Linked DNA regions of Homo sapiens: region 1 is linked to region 2. A link is an interaction called in ENCODE POLR2A ChIA-PET data of the cell type or tissue named here. Cell type or tissue: PC-3. All regions are shown on one strand. Each heading gives the region's core, and the rest is flanking DNA. Links, peaks and the distances in the headings are about the cores only. Region 1 has its middle 15 kb from the start of POLA2. Region 2 overlaps MALAT1 (metastasis associated lung adenocarcinoma transcript 1).

Region 1 (2,909 bases), core at 84-2,583, 260 kb before region 2:
GTAACTGGCAAATCACCTCCAGACTTCTTTTCTTTTCCATCTGGAAACACTGAATAGTCAGTACATTTTATTTTCAAAATCTGTGATAACAAGTTTAGGCACAGTGGCTCACGCCTGTAATCCCAGCACTTTGGGAGGCCAAGGTGGGAGGATCTCTTGAGACCAGGAGTTAGAGACCAGCCTAGGCAACATCAGAAGACTCCATCTCTGCTAAAAAAAATTTAGCTGGGCATGGTAGTGTGTGCCTGTAGTCCCTGCTACTTGGGAGCCCTAGGTGGGAGGATCACCTGAGCCCAGGGAGGTTGAGGCTGCAGTGAGCTACGATGGTTCCAGGCTGGGTGACAGAGTGAGACTTTGTCTCAAAAAAAAAAAAAAAAAAATATATATATATATATATACACATATATATATATATATATATATATATATATATGTATCTGTATATATGAATGACAACCTTCTTACTGAAATCTCTATACATTTCCAAGTATTATTAGGCCATGTGGCTATGTGGCTGCAAGGAGACGGCTCAAGGTCAAGGTGCCCGGAGGATTCAGGATACCAGTGATTGCCTGGGCCTGGTTCACAGGCAGATCAGCTAAATGAAAGACCGAAGGTGTCCTGGGCCATTGCTGCTGTGCAGCCCTCAAGGAAGTTGCTGACAACTGTGTGTGGAAAAGAGAACTCTGCTTAATCTGGGCTGTGGTGTTGCCCCAGAAAACAGCAGCCAGAATGCACCTTGTTACATCGTCACCCACCCATGACCACACTGGTCAGACCTGTGCAGCCAGGCAGCAGGTATGTTCAAAAGATGGACTTTTGCCTTTAAAGTTTAGCTCTAAATGCAGGTGTCTCCCCGGAGGAATGCCCCCCACCAACTTAAATAATTGTTTGATTACGAGGTTGGGGAGGAGCAAGGAGGCCGAGACTGGCTGGATGAGACCAAACCACATAACTCACCCTTCTCCCTCTTCTGCTTTCTTTCCATGCCTACTCTGGGAAAACAGGCTACTGGACTTTCAAGTAGCAAAGAAGAGAGTGAGTGCTGAGGACGGGGAGTTCTAACCTCATGCTTCTTTTGCAGCCACTCTGGTTGCTGGATTTGGGCAATTATGGAGACCAATGATAATGATCATGAACATGAGGTGACAGCTCCCAATGTGGACCTGGCATGGCCCACAGTCAGGCAGCAGATGTTTTAGAATAGTACAAGGTGAAGCCGGGCGTGGTGGCTCACACCTGTCATCCCAGCACTTTGGGAAGCCGAGGTGGGCAGATCACCTGAGGTCAGGAGCTCAAGACCAGCCTGGCCAACATGGTGAAACCCCGTCTCTACTAAAAATACAAAAATTAGCTGGGCATGGTGGTAGGCACCTGTAATCCCAGCTACTCAGGAGGCTGACGCCTGAGAACCACTTATAGCTGGGAGGCAGAGGTTGCAGTGAACTGAGATCGTGCCACTGCACTCCAGCCTGGGCGATAGAGCGAGACTCAGTCTCAGAAAAAAGAAAAGAAAAGAGCGAGACTCAGTCTCAGAAAAAAGAAAAGAAAGGAAAAGAAAAGAAAAAAGAAAAGAAACGAAACAAGGTGTATAAGGAGAAACTGCCTGGCCTCCTAGGCACAAGTCTGGGCAAATGGTATGGGGAAGACCTGGCGGAGATTAGAAAAAGGGTGAAGCCATCGCTGCAGGAACTTGTCATGGGGACCCTGGGGCTGTGGAGGGAGAACGGGATCCACAGCTGGAGGGAAGGAAACTGGGAGGTCAGGTGGAGACAGGGACCACTGAGCTCTTTCAGCTCCTGTCCATAGGATGTTCAGCCAGTTCAACCCAGACTGCCACTGCCACCTCAACTTGAGCACTGACCAATGAAGAATCTTAATCAGAAGTTTCCCAACATGCCGGACGTGGCTCACGCCTCTAATCACAGCACTTTGGGAGACGGAGGCAGGCAGATTGCTTGAGCCCAGGAGTTCAAGACTAGCCCGGGCAACAAGGTGAAACCCCGTCTCTACTAAAAATACAAAAACTAGCCATGTATGGTGACACATACCTGTAGTCCCAGCTACTTGAGAGGCTGAGGTGGGAGGATCACCTGAGCCCAGGAAGGCCAAGGCTGCAGTGAGCTGTGATCCAGCCTGGCTGACAGAGCGAGACTACATCTCAAAAAAATAAATGAGCTGGGCTCAGTGGCTCACATCTGTAATCCCAGCACTTTGGGAGGCCAAGGCAGGCAGATCACCTGAGGTTAGGAGTTCAAGACCAACCTAGCCAACATGGTGAAACCCCCATCTCTACTAAAAATACAAAAATTAGCTGGACATGGTGGCACACACCTGTAGTTCCAGCTACTCAGGAGGCTTAGGCAGGAGAATCGCTTAAATCCGGGAGGCGGAGGTTGCAGTGAGCCGAGATTGTGCCACTGCACTCCAGCCTGGGTGACAGAGCAAGACTCTGTCTTAAATAAATAAATAAATAAATGAATAAATAAATAAATAAATAAAAGAAACTTCCCAACAGCTACTGGCTCCGCCAGGAAGGAACAGCCTGCACTTAACACAATGGTACAAGATTCACTTTCTGAGCTGGTTTGATTCCTTTTGTTTCATCCTGTTATTTTTGGATGGTTTTGTGTGTTTTTCACAGACTGTTTGTTCGGAATGCACCAACACAAGTGGCCATGGACAATCACGTTGCCCTGGACTTCCTTGGAGTCAGCCGAGGTGGGGTATGTGTGGTGGCCAGCACCTCTTGCCTCACAATTTGCTTAATGGCATATTTTGGTGGCTTGGCTCTGGCTCGGACCCTGGCTGTGTAGGCCTGGTCAGCCTGCTGGCAGTCACAGTTAACGGCCACATTCATCTCATGTTCTCTAAAGAAAATAAAATAGTTGGTTGGGCGCAGTGGTTCA
Region 2 (2,909 bases), core at 251-2,750:
TATTTCTCCTTTTCTCTGCAGGTGCTAGTTCTTGGAGTTTTGGGGAGGTGGGAGGTAACAGCACAATATCTTTGAACTATATACATCCTTGATGTATAATTTGTCAGGAGCTTGACTTGATTGTATATTCATATTTACACGAGAACCTAATATAACTGCCTTGTCTTTTTCAGGTAATAGCCTGCAGCTGGTGTTTTGAGAAGCCCTACTGCTGAAAACTTAACAATTTTGTGTAATAAAAATGGAGAAGCTCTAAATTGTTGTGGTTCTTTTGTGAATAAAAAAATCTTGATTGGGGAAAAAAGATGGGTGTTCTGTGGGCTTGTTCTGTTAAATCTGTGGTCTATAAACACAGCACCCATAATTACAGCATAATCTTCAAGTAGGGTACGGACTTTGGGGGATTGGTGCGAGGGTAGTGGGTGAGTGGCCTACTAAAAAGCCCAGTAACCCCCACAGGAAAATAGGGAACTTCTTTTTAAGTAGCCTCCTTTCCACTATTTAGTAATTGGCTGTGAGCTGGGCTGGGGGAGAAATGGGGCGGGGTGTGTGTGTCATTGGAAAGCTCTCTTTTTTGTTTTTTTGAGACAGTCTCACTTTGTCCCCCAGGCTGGAGTGTAGTGGCATGATCTCTGCAAACTGCAACCTCCACTTCTGGGGTCCAAGTGGTTGTCCTGCTTCACCCTCCCTGTAGCTGGGACTACAGGTGCACACCACCACGCCTGGCTAATTTTTGTATTTTCAGTTAGAGACGTGGTTTTACCATATTGGCCAGGCTGGTCTCAAACTCCTGACCTCGTGTGATCCACCCGCCTGGGCCTCTGAAAGTGCTGGGATTACAGGTGTGAGCCACCAAGCCTGGCCGATCCTTTTAAGTTTTTAAACCAGTTAAGCTCTTTGGTTCCCCCTCAGAGTCCCAAGGTCCTGGGTCACTCAGGATCACATTTTCCTTTAATCAGTTGTCACTGGTCCCCTTTTGTCCCTTTGAACGTGCTGTGGGATTAGTAGCAGCATCTGGCTGTTGGAAGGACTGGCTGGGATCTCAGGTGAAATACCCTCCCTGGCCCTCCTTACCCTTAAGATCTCCCTGAAAAGTCAGACCTTGCTTATTGGAGTTTGAGATGCATTCTAGTAAACCCAGACCTACCAGAGAGAGGGACCCACGTCTGAAGAATCTTCCAGCCTGGGGAACCTGTGACTGGCCACACCCTTAGCCTAATGGAGGGGCCTCAGAAGCAGAACTACCTTTTTTTTTTTTTTTAATGGTATTACATTTTGCAAATGGAGAGGTAGACTCTGATTGGGCCCCTTTTGACAACGCAGCAGAGCTGAGGTTTGAATCCTAGTCAGTCAACACTTCAACCCCTATGTTGCTGTTTCTTCAATGTCTAGAATGTTCTGATAGATGAAGCAATGGCCCGGCAGGTCAGCAGCACACCAACCCCCAACCTACCCAGCCTGTATAGGCCTTGGCCACAGGAGCTTTCTCTTCCCTTGAAGTGATCTAATGGGGGATGGGGTATCTGTCTCGCTGGTTATGAAAGAAGCTGAGCTAGGTGCTCTCCTAAGTTGCTTAAGTGTCTTCTGAATTGATGCCCAGTCAGTTTCGTATGGAGAAAGGTCTCTGTTTTTCCAAAGCAGAAGGTTCTGTGGAAGCACAAATACTTTACTGGAGAGCAAAGGAGTACGAGTAGGAATTGGGGGCCACGCACAGTGGCTCACGCCTATAATCCCAGGACTTTGGGAGGCCGAGGTGGGCAGATCACCTGAGGTCAGGAGTTCGAGACCAGCCTGACCAACATGGAGAAACCCCATCTCTACTAAAAATACAAAATTAGCCGGGCGTGGTGGCGTATGTCTGTAACCCCAGCTATTCGAGAGGCTGAGGTAGGAGAATCGCTTGGACCCGGGAGGCGGAGGTTGCAGTGAGCTGAGATTGCGCCACTGCACTCCAGCCTGGGCAACAAGAGCGAAACTGTCTCAAAAAAAAAAAAAAAAGAAGAAGAAAGGCTGGGCACGGTGGCTCAAGCCTGTAATCCCAGCACTTTGGGAGGCCGAGGCGGGCGGATCACGAAGTCAGGAGATTGAAACCATCCTGGCTAACACGGTGAAACCCCGTCTCTACTACACACACACACACACACACACACACACACACACACACACACACAATTTGCTGGGCGTGGTGGAGGGCGCCTGTAGTCCTAGCTACTCGTGAGGCTGAGGCAGGAGAATGGCGTGAACCTGGGAGGCGGAGCTTGCCGTGAGGTGAGATCGGGCCACTGCACTCCAGCCTGGGCGACAGAGCGAGACTCCGTCTTAAAAAAAAAAAAAAAAAAAAAAAGAGTAGGAGCTGGGCATTCGCCAGGGGCTACGTAGTTCCTGGAGTTGAGGAAGTTCTCCAGGATTGAAAAATGTAAAGATCAGACACTGATCACAGCAACAGGAGGAGGCAGAAAAGTAGGCCGGAAGTCATTTCCACCCTCTGAGCACAAAATGGAGAGCATAAATTCCCCAAAAGCTCCTGTCCAAGTCAAGGGGACTGCGCTTTTTTTTTTTTTTTTGGAAACAGAGTCTCCCTCTGTCGCCAGGCTGGAGTGCAGTAGTGTGATCTCGGCTCACTGCAACCTCCGCCTCCTGAGTTCAAGCGATTCTCCTGCCTCAACCTTCCGACTAGCTGGAACTACAGGCGCGCCACCACGCCCAGCTAATTTTTGTATATTTAGTAGACGCGGGGTTTCACCATGTTGGCCAGGATGGTCTCGATCTCTTGACGTCGTGATCCTCCCGCCTCGGCCTCCCGAAGTGCTGGGATTACAAGGATGAGCCACCGCGCCCGGCCGACTGCTCTTAATAATATAAACAAGCCCTAGGCATTCCCCATATGTACTCCTCCAGTTGTACACAGG

What was found. Peaks named below come from ENCODE experiments on the same cell type or tissue, not always from the same donor. Only the 100,000 strongest peaks of a DNase experiment are listed, where the experiment ranks them.
Region 1: POLR2A ChIA-PET joins it to region 2 with 10 read pairs; 3 of 35 experiments call an interaction of 5 or more read pairs at or near these places.

What each region holds. Positions count from the first base shown.
Region 1 is chr11:65,245,904-65,248,812 of GRCh38, forward strand. No RefSeq gene overlaps it. Among named protein-coding and RNA genes, the nearest start is that of POLA2, 15 kb to the right of the region's middle. In PC-3, for the core only: no CTCF peak of the experiment used is centred there; no DNase peak of the experiment used is centred there.
Region 2 is chr11:65,506,213-65,509,121 of GRCh38, forward strand. MALAT1 (metastasis associated lung adenocarcinoma transcript 1) reads left to right here. Exons shown (of 1, transcript NR_002819.5): 1 at 1-304. It also overlaps TALAM1. Among named protein-coding and RNA genes, the nearest start is that of MALAT1, 8.6 kb to the left of the region's middle. RefSeq lists enhancers at 560-659, 1,160-1,469, 1,182-1,863, 1,580-1,649. In PC-3, for the core only: no CTCF peak of the experiment used is centred there; DNase peaks (open chromatin) are centred at 1,049 and 1,489; H3K27ac peaks cover 2,293 bases.